Regions from separate parts of the Mus musculus genome. Here region 1 is linked to region 2. A link is a loop called in an ENCODE intact Hi-C map of the cell type or tissue named here. Cell type or tissue: heart. All regions are shown on one strand. Each heading gives the region's core, and the rest is flanking DNA. Links, peaks and the distances in the headings are about the cores only. Region 1 has its middle 10 kb from the start of Gm33189. Region 2 overlaps Pdlim5 (PDZ and LIM domain 5).

Evidence for each region. A loop is a pair of places that touch in the nucleus more often than their neighbours do. Peaks named below come from ENCODE experiments on the same cell type or tissue, not always from the same donor. Only the 100,000 strongest peaks of a DNase experiment are listed, where the experiment ranks them.
Region 1: a loop joins it to region 2, with 8 times the contacts of the local background. A loop is called at or near these places in 28 of 42 quality-filtered maps.

What each region holds. Positions count from the first base shown.
Region 1 is chr3:142,439,797-142,448,142 of GRCm38, forward strand. No RefSeq gene overlaps it. Among named protein-coding and RNA genes, the nearest start is that of Gm33189, 10 kb to the left of the region's middle. In heart, for the core only: a CTCF peak has its summit at 3,752 (motif pointing left); DNase peaks (open chromatin) are centred at 85, 115, 3,365, 3,765 and 1 weaker place; H3K4me3 peaks cover 1,005 bases; H3K27ac peaks cover 4,815 bases.
Region 2 is chr3:142,290,256-142,298,601 of GRCm38, forward strand. The region is part of intron 7 of Pdlim5 (PDZ and LIM domain 5); the gene reads right to left. Among named protein-coding and RNA genes, the nearest start is that of Pdlim5, 100 kb to the right of the region's middle. In heart, for the core only: a CTCF peak has its summit at 4,781 (motif pointing right); no DNase peak of the experiment used is centred there.

The DNA.
Region 1 (8,346 bases), core at 59-8,058, 150 kb after region 2:
TGCACGAACTCAGCATTGGCTGTTCTCAAGGGAAAAAAAAATTGTGAAACTTCACAAATCTGAAGGTAGATTAGAGTCTACAGCTGCCAAGTCCTAGTTTATGGTTGAGTGCCTGCGGTTAACACCCGAGGAAGTGTCTATCAGGATGAAGGACTTCTTATTGATACAGATCCTGTGTCACAGAGTGGACATTTCCTCTTGTGACCTCACACCCACCCCACCCACACGGATTGTTTTTCCATAAAAGGAGTTGACTGTTGAGAGATGACTTGGAATGCAGAGGGAAAGTTGACAGGGCTCTACACACACACACACACACACACACACACACACACACTCAGAACAAAAACAATAAAAGAGCATGCATGATAAATAAAAACTAAACTCGGGGTGAAGGTTCATAGGATGTGAAAACAGGGAGAGAATGAATGAGAATCTAGCAAGCACTGATTTCCCTCCACACTTCAATGTCACCATGGTTCAGTGTCTCCATATTTTTCCCTTTCAAAATACTAACTGAATTTGAAATATTTCTAATGACGGTGAATTTAATATTTTCACTGGCAACGTGAGTTCCTGGCCGGTCTTCCTAGGGCTATTTATGGACATTTTCCCTTGGCTTGCTACAAAAATACATCACTGGAATATTTTTAACAGCAAAGTCTGCAGGAGGCAGTCTGCTCTCTCGACCTCTCAGATATTTGTGGTTCCTCTTAAGTGTGCCCTATGGTTTTTTTTTCTCCAGTTGGCATTCACTGCTCTTTTATTTAGAAAATAGTTTTAGATTCATTAAGCCTGTACTATATATGGTTAAAGCATTCCTTTGCAAATTTCCAAATTACAGCAGGCATTTTGGTTACGGTCTGGAATCATTGTTAGAGCTGAGTGAGCCTCATGGAACAAGCTGCTCTCTCTTTCATGGGACCACAGCTAGTCACCTGTTCTCTCCTTCAGGCTTCACCATGGAGAATAAAAGACATATGTCATATGTATGTAAAGATATATTTAGAATGAGCTCTGAGGTATGTTGATATAGTAAAATATTAGTCTCTACCTCCAAACAACAGCATATTCACATATTAAACCAGAGAAGCCAATTGTTTCCCTGCATGTAGTGTCAGATGCTAATTAATCAATTGTTGATGACTACTTAAATACTATTGAGAAGGGTCCAACCATTTAGTTCAGAAAGAATGCTATAGTTTCAGATATGCTGTGATTACAAAATTGCCTATGAATTTAGAAGAGTTTTAGCCATGCTTGGCAGGAGGCAGTAGCCTAGGTAATAAACAATTCAAGATTCCTATTTGTACCTATCGAATGGATTATTTTCAATAAGCTTACTTTACAAATCTAGACTCTCTAGGACCCGTAGAAGAGCAATTACATTAGTTACATCAGTCAGTTACCAACTCCAGGATGAAATCCTTTGAGCTGTGCAAATGACCTGAAGCTTGGTTGAGGGAGGAGAAATTAGAGTGGACGTTGTGGGCTGGACACAGCAAGACGTTTACAATATCACTTGGAGACTTTGCCTCTGTAGATTGCCAGGTTCTTATCTAGGTCACCGATGAAAGTATCAGACAGAAGCAGGCCTCGGTTTGACACCTGCTAAACATTATTTAAGTCTTAAGACTGACATCAAACCACTTGTACCCATTCTATTTATAACTTTCCTAATCAGCTTCCTGAGTTTCCAGATGGAGTGTAGGAATGTAATCACATTCAGCAGATAACTTTGCCTGAAGACAAAGTTCCCTGAGTGACCAGAGGGATTTCCTATCAATGATTTCATTTCAATGTACTGTCATCTACAATTTTGTGACAGGGAAAGTTATATGGGACAAACCTGGAAGAGGCATGTAGTTTAGCTGGTTTAGATTCTTACATTTTGGCTAACTTGAGCTAATGGTATAATTATGCACAAATCACCCACATATTCTAAGACCTTGAAGGAGATCAGCCTAATGAGCATTTCTCAGCCTACGAGACACAAATTTGGAGAATTGTGTCTACTGAAGTCAGAGGACCATATGTAACTATGATCATATATGATCATACATAGTTACACATGTAACTATGATCCAGAATTGTCTGTTCAGATGAAAGTCATGGAGAGATGATGTTTGAGAGGACCCTGGACTGTTCGGGTGGCTGATAATTCACTCACAACCTTTTCCTCTGTCTTCTATATTTATTAAGAGTATTTGACAAGAATAAAACCAATCATTTCTCATTTCTACTTTGTAGTAAAATATCCTTGGATGCTGGGGAAGTATAATTAATTGCTTTTCTCTACATTGGATGACAATTTTATTGGTGTTCAATTGTTTTCTTAGGGTTGTACCGGATTCGGGCTTTCTTATTTTTTGAACCTTATCTTGAAAGTCACCCAGCTGAGTGAGCATTTTACTTTGTCGCTGTACCCTGCTTGATACATAGCAATGGGAACCAGGCACAAGGTGTACGGGAAGTTTCTGCACTTTGACTTTTCCCAAAACTGAGTGGCAGAGCCTCCCCGTCAGCCATCACAAGCTCTGGAATCTTGGCCGCCTTCACTGCTCCATGATGCCAGATATCCCTTTAATAGCGCCAGGAGATAGTTCATCTATGATGTCAAAACTTGCAGGAAACTTGAGCTAAGAATGCTTGTTACGTACTTTTAGTAGGACACCAGAGAGCCATGTTCAGGTCAAGCAGACACACTGCTTGACGGTGACATCTTTGAGAGATCAAATTTCTACTGATATTTAAAAGATCTTTAACCTTGGTATGCCTTCAGGAGGGAAAACAAAAAAAAACAAACACGTGTGGGCAGTTACAAGCAAATTATATCAAGTGTACTAATAAATAAATGGCAGGGAAAGAACACTGGCCTTTCTTAACTGTAGGCAGACAGGTACACAATTTAACATTTCTGAGAGTTGGAGAGTTTTCAAAAGAGATTTATCCAAACAGGAAGATGTTTCCGTATCAAAAACATCATTTGTGATATAAAGCTAATGACTGTCTTCTTACAGACCCCAGGACTTGTTCTGTAACAGTAAGGTTGTGTAGTTACATCTATGGGTCATGGTCCTATTTAAGAAAAAAACCTTACTGTTGTCTAAGTGATTTGCATGTCTGATTTCCCACCTTTTCAGAACACACTAATGTGTGGAGTTCCTTGGGTGACAGTACTTTAAACAGTATATTTTAGATATTACACATATTTACACTATATATCTTCAGAATCTGAGAATTATCAGGGAGGGTCTGTGAGTCTTGGCTTGTAGGAGCCCTCACTCTGGAAAACGTAGGCAGCGCTGCCCTGATGGATTTCAGGCTGAGTGACAGGCTGATGGTGAGCTATTTTGGGCAAAGGGGCTCTCATTGCAGCTGCCTGTTTAAGATGAAGGGCAAAGTTCGCTTGTACAAGTCTAGCGTTGCCAGCCCACATGTTTACTTTCACTTGTAAACACAGTACTTTGTGTCAGACGTTATTTCCTTTGCAAATCATAGGTGGCACCGTTCTTAGTTATTTGACAACCAATAAAGTATAATGAATTCTAAATGTTCAGCCAAGCTCACTTGGGAGTTACCTCTCTAAACCACTGAGTTTCTAAAGCTAATGATACAACACACAGCAGACGTTTTCTGCTGGAGAAAGAGATAATCAAGTATTAGTAGGAAGAAACATTTCAAAACTGCTAGAGGTCCTGGAAATTTGGCAGAGGTGAAACCGGTTACTGCAAATGAGAGGCATACTGCCCCCTAGTGGTGCCTTCTCCAGTTCAGCTTCTGACAGGTCCGTGGGAAGGTCCCTTGCTTCAGAATATCGCTTTTTTTTTTTTTTTCAAATTTGTATTTCAGAGCAATGTTTCACGACCATCCCCCACTATCACTGCAGCGGCACAGAGAAGGCACCCTGCTGTTACACTCTCTACCAAGAGACTTTTTTTTCTTTTTAAGAATTTTACTTATTTACATTTCAAATGTTATCCCCTTTCCACTCTGCAAATCCCCTAACCCATCCCCCACTTACCCTGCTTCTATGAGAGTGCCCCCCCCCCCACTCACTCCCACCTTACTGCCCTAGCATTCCTCTACACTGGGGCATCAAGTCTTCACAGGACCAAGGGCCTCCTCTCCCATTGACGCCAGATAAGGCCCCTTCAGCTCCTTCAGTCCTTTCCCTAACTCCTCCGTTGGGGTACCTGTGCTCAGTCCAATGGTTGGCTGCGAGGCTCCGCATCTGTATTGGTCAGGATCTGGCAGAGCCTCTCAGGAGACAGCTGTATCAGGCTCCTGTCAGCAAGCACTTCTTGGCATCAGCAATAGAGTCTGGGTTTGGTGGCTGCGTGTGGGATGGATCTCCATGTGGGGCAGTCTCTGGATGGCCTTTTCTTCAGTCTCTGCTCCACTCTTTGTCCCTGTATTTCCTTTACACAGAGGCAATTTTGGGTTAAAATTTTGGAGATGGGTGGATGGCCCCATCCCTCAATGGGGGTGAGGGGATGCCTAACCTCTAGGTATGGTCTTGACAGGTTCTCCCTTCTCTTTGTGGGGTATATCAGCTTATGTCATCCTGTGGGGTCCTGGGAGTCTCTTGCTTTCCTGGCATCTGGGACTTTCCACTTGCTACCCCCAGTTCCACATCCCCCATTGCTATACCCTGACCCTGAGATTCTACCTCAAACCAGTCAGAATGGCTAAGATCAAAAACTCAGGTGACAGCAGATGCTGGCGAGTATGTGGAGAAAGAGGAACAATTCTCCATTGTTGGTGAGATTGTAAGCTGGAAATCAGTCTGGTGGTTCCTCAGAAAATTGGACATATTACTACTTGAGGACCCAGCTATACCACTCCTGGGCATATACCCAGAAGATGCTCCAAGTTGTAGTAAGGACACATGTTCCACTATGTTCATAGCAGCCTTATTTATAATAGCCAGAACCTGGAAAAACTCCAGATGTCCTTCAGCAGAGGAATGTATACATTTACACAATGGAGTTCTACGCAACTATTAAAAACAATGAATTTATGAAATTTTTAGACAAATGGATGGATCTGGAGGATACCATCCTAAGTGAGGTAACCCAATCATAAAAGAGCACATGTGATATGCACTCACTGGTAAGTGGATATTAGCTCAGAAGCTCAGAATACCCAAGATACAATTTGCAAAACACATGAAACTCAAGAAGAAGGAAGACCGAAGTGTGGATACTTCGATCCTTCTTAGGAGGGGGCACAGTTGACCAATGGCTAAGTTGAACAATCACAACCGCAACTGTATTATGGGTTTGTTTGCTTGTGTAATAATGATTTATGTTTAACAAAGTGTGAAAAATAGTAAGATAGTTCTTACTCCTAAAATTCTTTTAACATAGAGCATGTAAATGTATGCTCATGAGATTTGTGGGGACTCTTTTACCATTTAGGTCTCAGGGCATGCACAGGTTATCTCCCAAAACAAAAGCTCTTGGATGAGCATGCTTATGAGGGATTTCTGCTTAATTTAAAGTAGGAAGACCTACTTCTAATCTGCATTTTTTGGGGTAGGAAGAGACACTTTTAATGGAGATCTAGTGGGCCATGCCTTCTGCGAAGCCTACATGAGGACACAGAGAAGGAAGCTTTTGCTCTTGAGTCAGGAGCAAGTCCATTCCTTCACCCAAGTCTTCATTCAACCTACTTCTTCAGGATTCGAGCATATACTGAAGACCAGCTGAGACACCTAGCCTCATGGAGTGAGAAACACATGGGTTCGGAGCCAGCCATTTTTGGTTTAGTTGGACTATAGTGTACTTTGAAGAGTGACCAAGCTCAGGATTTTAGAATGAGATGTTGTTCCAGGTTCTTGCCCTGTTTGAGTTCCTGTCCTGACTTACCTCAGTGATGAACTACAATTTGAAAGCAAGAGCCAAATAAACCCTTTTCTCCTCAACTTGCTTTTCGGTCATGGTGTTTAATCATGGCAATAGTAACCCTAACTAGGACAATGGTCAAACAGATGAAATGATTTTCAGTATTTAGAAAATTGTTTGAAAAGAAGTTATAGTGTTAAAGGACTCAAGATGTCCAGTAAAACTTGCATAACTTGTGACAAGGGTGGATGGAAATGACAGAGGAGGCCTTGTCTGAGCCACATTGACACTTGCTTTGTGTGGCGATTTCCTTGCTTGAGGGACGTCAAGCCATCACTGACAGTTGTCACTTATGGTAAGGGGTCATGACAGGAATATCTGTTACTGGGCTGCCATATTCACTACAATCATCTTGTCACATACACGGGTGTCCAAAAAATGTCTTAACTTCTGGTGAATTTATATCTCATGACTCCAGATTCCTTGCTCTCTACAGATCAAGTTTACATAAAAAGTGGAGAGAGCAGTTGTAAAATTCTGTAACCATACTCACTGACATCTTGTTAGACAAGTCAAAGAGTAAACTGACCACCGAACAGGGCATTTGTGCATCAGGGTACCACAGGACCTTACACCGGCAGCTGATAATGCTAAAGCAAGCTCCTATAAAAGACTTTAAACATTACTCTAGTCCAGAGAGAGGATTTTAGATTTTAATAGGAATAAATGGTAGAAATAAAATACATTTTAAAGTGGCTTTAAAAGTATTTGAAAGTAACCCAGTTTTGAGGACTGCCTGACTTTGAACTTTACCATAAAATTACTAATGAGTTCTGTTGTGAAGTCTACACTGACCAGTGGTATCACAGGAAGATAAACAAATGTAGCACTGGCTTTGTTGGTGAAAGTCTGATGCTCATATCAATGTTGACCTGCTCTGGTTTAGGGGAGGGAGATACTATGCATAGTTCCGGGCATCAGATTGAATGATGCTGAGAAACCATGGGATGTGCAGAGGTGGGAAATGTGGGGTGCTTATGAGAAACACCTAACAAACTAATGCAACTGCTTTTTAGATACCAATGATGTCAGAACAGCGCTTCTCAGTCACATGCCAGACTATGATGTACAAAGGAAGGTAGTGGGGAGGAGAGCTAGTGTGCGTACAAACCTACAGCTTCAAAACTTCCATCGTGTCTCAATGTTGTCCACTTATGGTCTTCCCATTTGATGTGTTAATTACCTTCCTGCTCTGTAGTCTCAATGTTAGTTAATGGAGAATACTATAACAAATGTATGTATGTATACATGCATGTATGTGTGTGTAAATATGTATGTGTGCATATATGCATGTATATATGCATGCATTATGTATATAAATGTACGCATGAGTGTATGGAGACTGTTGTATACATATATGCATTTATGTATGTATGTATGTATCTATGTATGCATACATGTATGCATGTGTATATGCATATATGTACATATGTATGTATATATGCATGCATGTATGTATATCTGCCAGTTGCTGTGTACATCTGCCCTCATCCATCTTTATTTCTGCAACTAAATGATTTCTTTGTTTAAAAAAGGAGCGTGTGTCTCGGGGCACCTGTGGTTCTAGCCTATGCTTGATTTTCAACTGGACATGATTAGTAATTTATGCAGCTTACATCTACTTAATGTTCTTTTCTTGTATTCCTCACGGACACTCTACTCTACTCAAGCTTATTCTTTGCTGCCCCACATCTATGGCATGGCATGTCAGTCTGCGGCTTTTCTCAGTGCCTTCCTTGTTTGCCTGTCCTTAACCCTCTCTCCAAAGATTCGTCCATAGCCCCCACCTTCAGTCCTTTCTCTGACAGTGATTACAAACTGCAATGACCTGAGCTTCTTCCTAAGCTATTATCACCAGAACAGTTTTGTCTCAAGAACTCACTGCTCACCAATGTCACTCGAATGACACTTTATACTGTTGAGGTGGAATCCAGTGCCCCCGCCCCCTTCTGCATGCTTTCTAGAATCCTTGTTTATGCCTTTGCATAAACCCTTCCACAGTGATTTCAGACTTGGCCAAAGAATCGACAAGCACATAGAATAGGAGGGAAAAAGACAGAGGCTTGGAGAGTGTTGTAAAAAGATCTGTAAACTTGCCAGGGCTCACTTCCTCTTGCTGGCTGAAATCTTGCAGGACCAGATTTTAAAAAGTGTAGCAGATACTGATGGAGATGATGAGACCATTAATAACTGATGTCTGCCCAGGGCCAACACCAACTCACAGCAAACATCAGCCACCAGAGAAGTAATTATGTCTCTCTTAGACCCCCTCCACCACCACCATCCAGCAATCAAATTGCAGCCACATGTCTGAACTACATCAAAAGAAAAATCCCCCAACTGGCACTGTCACCTCACAGAGTAGCTAGGTAAGGACGATTGTTATCTTAAGTCACTAAATTTGAAGGACATGTTTTGCAGCAAAAGCTAGCTCTAA
Region 2 (8,346 bases), core at 306-8,305:
CTATCCCCGAGTTAGTCTGGTATATGGATCCACGTGCTCTCTTTTAATATTATTTTATTATAAGTGCCTTTAAAGATTGAATTCTGACATAGCTAAGCTTTCGCCAGTGTTGCAACGTCCTAGAAAATGCTTGAAGCCTATGAGCTTGGAATTCAGTAGGAATTCAGTAAGAATGTTATCTATTCAGTAACATTCAAATTTACTTCTAGTAGAGATGTGAAACTAATTAGGCATTATAAAGAAGGAGCTAGAACAGCTCAGGGCTAGTCTGCAGAGTGATTACTTAGGACAGTAGCCAGTCTTACCCAAACAAGGGAATACACAATGGCCTAGCTAATAGGTGGGTTTACCATGTAAGAGTTAGGGAATCCCACTGAGAGGAATCTTCACTACAGCCTGGTATAGCAGGCTACATTGTATATTACAAGTTGGTGAATTCTTCTGACAAATGGAGATTCTCCATAGATACTTAAAAGAACAGCCAAGTTACACTCATACAAGAATTTATCAGCCTAGGAAATAGGAGGTTTGTGGTATTGCAATTTTCATGAGAAGGTCTGCTAGAGCAGAACCCCCTGGTGCTAGCTTTCACAAGGCTCAAAGGAGTAGCACAAATTGTGATGAGGGTGTGAAATCCTTACCTGTCATTAGCTGACCTTAGGCAGAGCTGTTTTATCTTTACTGTAAATATTACCTGGTTCCTGTAAGTCCTTCAAAAGTCATTCCTTTGTTTTGTGTCAGGTAACTTCAATGTACATTTCCAGCCTTGACCTCCTACCCCTTTGCTTTCTGTGTTATATAAGACTGGTGTACACTTTGTGACAATACATTCAGATTCTACACAATCTCTTGTGTCGCTTCTGTTTGTCATTCATTCGCCGACTCCTTGTTCACCTGCAACTAGAGACCCATTCTAAGCAGACAGGGACCAAAAAGGGTCTGTGGCAACCCGGGTATTTGGTGATTCAAAATACTGTCAGTGAGGTAACTGATAACAACTGTAGAATGAAGCAAAGAGGAGGCACTGAGACAGGTAACCCAGAGATGAGACCCTGAGACAGTCAGAAGACTGTTAACCATGAACCTTAGTGAGGAAAGTAAGAGATCGATGAATTGCCTTAAGTGGTTTATGCTCAGGAATTTAAATAAATGGGAATCCCTAACTAGTGTCTACTGACCTCAGCCTTCTCTTTCATATGGCATATCATGCTGCCATATATAAGCCACACAGTAAAGTAAAACCCCCTTTGCATTTTTTTTGTCACACTGTATGTTCTTCTACGCTTCCCCAGCATTCTTGTTCTCCTATGATCTAGCCGCTGGAAAGTGAGTGGCACAAAGTAAGGACTTCATAGAGCTTTTGCTGGACTTTTTCTATTCCATGTGAAGGTCTTCTTCTGCCATCCAAGCTCACCCTGAACTATCCATTCTCCTCTCTCACCACCTTATGTAACTACAACTACAGGTGCACGACATTGATATTTGTTCTAGATTACTACTTATAATGCCCAACACAAAGTAAATGCTATAGAAATAGGTGTGATATTGTGTAGAGAATGGCTAGGAATGAAAGTCTATAGAATCTAGATGGAAAAAAGTTTAGATCCATAGTTGGGTGGATTTATGGATGAGGACCCACAGATATGGAGGGTCAAATAAACTAAGTGTGAGCTGGGGCCATTGCTAATCTATGAGGTCTGCAAGAAAAACAAAATGTCCAATGCATAACTTAACAATCTCCCAGCCAAAAGTATATCAATGCACAGTAACTTCTTGGCTGCTTGTTTGTTTGTTTTTCAGGATTGTTATTTATGAAGCTCTTAGAAACCAATGTCAAGAGCTGAAAGGTAATATACCAGGTGATATTTAGTAGTGCTGCACTTGTGTGCCAACAGATTTAGGAGCTACAAGAAATCAGAGTGGGGGTGGGGGGTGATGGATGAGAAGGTCTATGAAACACTGTCTTTTGGGTATGACTGCATTTCATAAGGTTTACTTTCAAGCATCTTGCTCTTAAAACACAAAGGAAGAATCTTCCTCTGTATCAGGTGTTACAGAAGAGTCAAATATGTTGGTTTCAGCTGCGCATAGATACATTAAACTTCCTATTTCTTATTCTCTAGAATTGGTCCAATTTCATAAATTCCCAATATATGTTTGAAGGATGGACTGGTAATAGATGCATATCTTCACAATACATGCTAAATTAGGGGGCAGGGTTGCGGAGGTCTCCACCCAAGTCAATGGTTGATCCTTTAAGCATATGATTTGCTTAAATTACAATAAATACATGTCACTCATTAATTCTGTACAGAGGTCTTAAGACCTTTTCTTTGATGATTTGTTGAAATTACTATTCCCATCAACCATTTGAAATCCATGCTATGGTTAAATGTGACCTAACTCTTGAGAACTCATTCTGGGTCTTTTCAATTCTGCTCACTTGTCTTATCTCATCTTATTAGTCATGTGCTTAGGAATGCCAGCTAGAGGCTAAATAAACGGCTTAAAGGGTAAAAGTGCTCGCCACAGAAGTTTGAGTAAGTATTAGAATCCCAAGACTGCAAAAGCTAACATGCCAAGAGTGATAATCTCTACTCTCTTTAGGGAGATGGGAGACAAAGACAGGGGAACTCCTAGAAACCCACAAGACAGCTAGCCTACCATTTGTAGTAAAAAAAAATAAGCAAAAGAAATTGTCTCAAACAAGATGTAAAGAAAAGAGCAGTACCAAAGGTTGTCACCTGATCTATGCACGCACACCATGGCACGAAAGTGACCAAATTCACACACATATGTGAACGCATACATATACACATCACGTGCTCTTTCCTCTCCCACCTCCCACTCTCAGAATGTCATCTAGATTTTCATGCCAAGTGCGCTCAAATTTAAACTAGTTTATTTAAAAGTAAACCTTTCCTTTAAAAAAAAAAAGGAAAAAGAATATTTTCCTCTTCTTATTCTTGTTTCTTTCCCATTCTTCAGCTTAAAAAATGTAGACAATGCTCCTTAGCAATCACTGAGTAAAATATGACTAGAGACAAAAATAAAACTGATTCAAAGAGTTTAGAATCCGTTTATATGTGAGCATCAATTCCTTCCAGAGGCAAGTAAATCAAAACCCTTTCAGTGTGTGCTTCTCAAGTCCAGTTAGTTTTGCTTCATTATATATTTCAACAATAACAAAAAAATCTCACAATAACCACTGAAAACACTGCTCCTTTCTTCCGCCTTTTTAACGCCCCAAATTAATGCTGCTTGGTAGTTTTATTTATTTAGATAGACGTGTGTTCTTCTTAGTCTGTATCAGAAACTTGACACAGCCAAGACAGAGCCTCAGTTAAAGAAGCGGCCTGTGGCAATGCCTGTGATGAACTATCTTTACTGAGATTCGCGGAGGACAGCCCAGCCAACTGCAGGCCGTATCAGCCCCGGGCAGGTGCATCTGGGCACAGTTCCTCTTTGGTTTCTGCTTCAACTTCTTCCTTGACTTCCTGCCTAGAATTCCCTCGGGGATGCACTGAGCCCTGGAAAGCATAAGCCAAATCAACCCTTTCCTCCCAAGTTGCCCTTGGTCAGGGTGTTTACCACAGCAACAGAAAGCAATCTAGATCAAGGTTCACTTTCTTAACATCATGTGCTATGCTTACAATTTCCTTTATAAGAGCTACTAACATTTGCCTCCTTTCATGCGGCTTGATACCCTGATTTTTACTCTGTCTAAACATGTTCCTTTTCCATAATAAAGTTTCAAATTGCCTACTCTCTAACCAATGCATACAAGGCTCTGAAGTTGTAAAATCTTCCAAAATTTCACTCTCAGTTTCCTTCTTATGAATTGCTAGACACTACCGTAATAAAAAATCAAGTACATGAAAAAACAGTTACCTCAAAATGTCCCCAGAATTATCCACCTTTATTTAGTGTGTTCTGTCCAAAGCAGTAAGGTCAGCCACCAACAGAACAATTAATTACACACATGGGACCGGTGAGATGAGCGCCTAGCATTAAGGCAGACACGGGGGGAGCTCAACAAACACCTTCCAATAGATACTGAAATGGAGATACGGAAGGGAATGCTGGGACAAGGTGAGACAGGCTTTGAGATACTTGTAATTTATCAAGTTGTTTAAGAAAATAGAAATTAAGTTGTTATAATATCCTTCCCATCCTTTACTTTTAATCATGCAAATGTATTAACTTTATTTCTTTTATAAGATTAAATAAGAAAAACATCTTTATATAAACATAAAAGCAGAATAACAGTTTTCTGAAATATCAATGTAGTTGAAATATGTGAAATTAACTAGACTAAAAAGAGGTCAAACAAAATCTTCATCATGGTGAAACTGCCTATTATCAATGCTACTAAGTATTACAAGTTGTAATTTGTTTTATGGTAGAAAAAAATTAGCCTGCAGGAATCTTGTTTGATACTGCATTTTTGAACAGACAATAACAACATTGTGTTTATTCTGTGAAGGGAGGTGTGGAAGAAGTTAACTCGAGCAGCATCATAACATTTACCAATCTGACAAGTGTGCCCAAGTTCTAGGCATATATTATGTGTGGACTCTATAAATAAATCGAGTCTACATATTAAAATGCTGATTCTTCTAATAAAGAACTTTATAAAATGTAATAAGCCACAAATAATTCGACAAAGTCATAAAGCAGTTTTTAAAGTATACAGAGAACAACGTATATATACATAAAAATACAGAGTAACTATGAACTGCCAGAACAACTCAAGTGTAATAATTACTTATGCTCAGTAGATGGCGACAGCTGCATTAGTCACAAACACACTGTTGATAGACCATAGACTAATGTACCAACAGAGCTTTAAGGGAGGTCACGTACAAATACTCTGTATGCATTAGACACAAATGACTTGCTCATGTACTCGTATTTGAACTGTGACTCTTTTCCAGATTGTCATATGGACTACATAGGAATGCTAGGGGATTCTAGCTATTTTCAGAATTATTTTATAAATTTAGACTGATGTAGGGGGTTCTGGTGTTCTATCCTTTAGATTTAAGTGTGAGTGTCAACTGATCTCATAACAAATATCGGATGGGGAACAATTCTCACTTCCTCTGCAGAGCTTATGAAATAGCAGTTCAGGGTAACAAACATGCTTAACTAGCGTGCACCGTTGTGTATGTGCAGGATATGCACATATGGGTACATGCACGAGCTAGTGGAGTCCAGAAGTCAGCAGTGGTGTCTTGTTCTGTCACCTTCCACCTTAATCTTAGGCTGAGCTCTCGCTGAGCCCACAGCTCACCCACTGGGCAAGCCTAGCAGAGCAACAAGCCCTGGGACTCTTGTCTCCAACGCACTAGCACACAGGACGGGCTTGTTACATGTATTTGGGGTTAAACTCAGGTCCTCATGCTTGCAAGGGCAAGGACTTTATTGATAGAACCATCTGCCCAGGCCCTGTGTGTGTGTGTCTTGATAAATATGTTTCTGAAGTAGAACAATAAAAAAAGACATGAAATCGGCCAGAAAGTTTTTTCTAACTTTTATGGGCTCATATTTATTTGCCTATGAAAAATTTAAAAAAAATAACATGCAAAAGAATATATTAGGGAAATCTCCTGCAGTTTGTTTCTAAATTGTTGATGAATATGTAAATATGACAGGTCTCTATTCAGAAGTAACTTAGATGCATTCTTCCAGTGGAAAACCCCACGCTTATAAGGCAGGAATCATTGGCATCACGTGTATTCTTCACTCCATGAGTATTTTACCTTCAAAAGGTAAAACTGGAGATTCCAGTTTGAAACTTTTCACAAACACTAACCATTTTAATTCTTTAATTATTTGAAAACTGGAAAACCACATCTTGTGTTATAATTCTCTGTGTTCTTACGTGTGATGTGTACATGTGTGTATATGATTTGTGTGCATTGATTGCATCATGTAAATGTATGGGTGTGTGCACCTATGCACACTCATGTGGAGGCCAGAGGAGGATGCAGACTGTCTCCCACATACCACTCTCCTCACTGCCATGAGAAGCATCTCTCACTGAATCAGAAGTTCACCATCTTGTTAGCCCAGCTGTCCACGGAGCTCCCAGGATCCATCTTTCCTTGCGCCAGTGCTGAAGTTACAGGCATGGACAGTCATGCCTGAATTTCTCTTGTCTTTGAGTGCTGGAGACCAAGCTCAGGTCCTCACACTTACAGAGCAAGTGCTCTCACCTGCTGAGCCACCGTCTCAGCACCATGTTATAATTCTTCATCACAAAATACTAAAACTCCATCCTCTGTTGTGGACAAAGGGTAAAAGACTGACGAACTATGCTTGATCCTAACAAGTTTAAGCAATTTCTCTTGCTCAAGTAAAATGCTAGATTATATTTATTTACATATAAACTGCATACTATTAATACTCCTTTTAGTAGAAAAAAGGATATCATGAAGAGCACCCCTTAATTTTAAATAAGTGTTATCGTGTTTGACAAAATTATATATTTTACATATAAATGTTTTAAGGAAGTAATTTTTTCAAAGTTTCAATGGCTTGCCATAATTTTCTATCCTGGTACATACTCATTCACCACCACCATCACCATCATCACCACCATCACCATCATCACCATCATCACCATCCTTTCTATTTATACTGTGTTACTAACACGATGGTTCTTAGTTTATTTATTGTATTTGTAGCTCTAGAGACCAAACCCAGGACTTAACACATACAAAACAAGGACTCTAAGTACATCTTGGCCCTGCTGTTGCCTTTTAAAGTCCATGATATAAAGTAGATTCTCTAACATGAATGGCAAATGATTTGTTTCTTTTCCCAATCAGAGCTCTAAGTGTCTCATGTATTTGTTTCAAAGCTTAATTGTTTTCTCGACCCATTAGACACCAGAATGCCTACAAAAGCATCACATAAACGCACGCACACACACACACACACACACACACACACACACACAAACACACACTAAAAAGCAAAGGCTGCTTTAATGACGCAAACAAACAAAACACTTTCATACCTGTTTTATGAACAGATAAATTTAGTAGAAAAGTATCAACTACAGGCAAATGCGTGGTCGGAAGTACTGCAATTTTCCTTTCAAAAACAAAATAGATTTACCAGAAGACCCAGCAATACCACTCTTGGGAATATACCCAAGATGCCCCACCATGCCACAGGGGCACATGTTTGACTATGTTCATAGTGGCCTTATTTGTGATAGCCAGAAGCTAGAAACAACCCAGATGTCCCACAACAGAAGAATGGATACAGAAAATGTAGTTCATTTACACAATGGAGTACTACTCAGCTATTAAGAATGAGGACACCCTGACTTTTGTAGGCAAATGGATGGAACTAGAAAATATCATCCTGAGTGAGGTAACTCAGACCCAAAAGGACAAGCATAGTATGTATTCACTAATAAGTGGATATTAGCCAAAATAAATAAATAGAGAGAGAGAGAGAGAGAGAGAGAGAGAGAGAGAGAGAGAGAGAGAGAGAGAAAGAAAGAAAGAAAGAAAGAAAGAAAGAAAGAAAGAAAGAAAGAAAGAAAGAAAAGAGGGAGGGAGGGAGGGAGGGAGGGAGGGAGGGAGGGAGGGAAGAAAGGAAGAAAGGAAAGAAAGGAAGAAAGGAAGAAAGGAAGAAAGGAAGAAAGGAAGAAAGGAAGAAAGGAAGAAAGAAAAGTACTTAATACTCAAGACACAGTCCACAGAACTCAAAAAAGTCAACAAGCTGAAGGGCCCATGTGAGGACGCCTCTGTCCCACTTGGGAGAAAGAAGAAAGCAATCACAAGTGGGGAGGGAGGGAGGGACTTGGGAAGGAAAGTGGGCGTGGGGGGGTGTAGTGAGGGGTAGAGAAGAACCTGATCTGGTATTGGGTGAGGAAAGAGGACTGAAGCCCTGAGGGTCAGCAAAAAAAAAAAATAATGGAAACAGGCAACTTCGGGAGGTAGGAGTTTGGGGGTACCCTCCAGAATGCACCAGAGACCTGGGAAATGAGAGACTCTCAGAACTCAAAGTGAGAGACCTTAAATGAAATGCCCGACAGTAGGGAGAGGGAACTTATAAAGCCCACCTCCAGCAGGAAGACAGGACATCAAGTGAGGGAGGGGGTTGCCATCCCACAGTCAATACTCTGGCCCATATTTGTTCCTGTCTGAAAGAACTGCAGGGATGAAAATGGAGAGGAACCTGAAGAAAAGAAGGTCCAGCCACAAACCCAAAATGGGATCCAGCTCAAGGGGAGACCCCAAGACCTGACACTATTACTGAGGCTACGGAGCACTCACAGAAAGGGACGTAACATGACCACATTCCAGAAGACCCAAGAAGCAG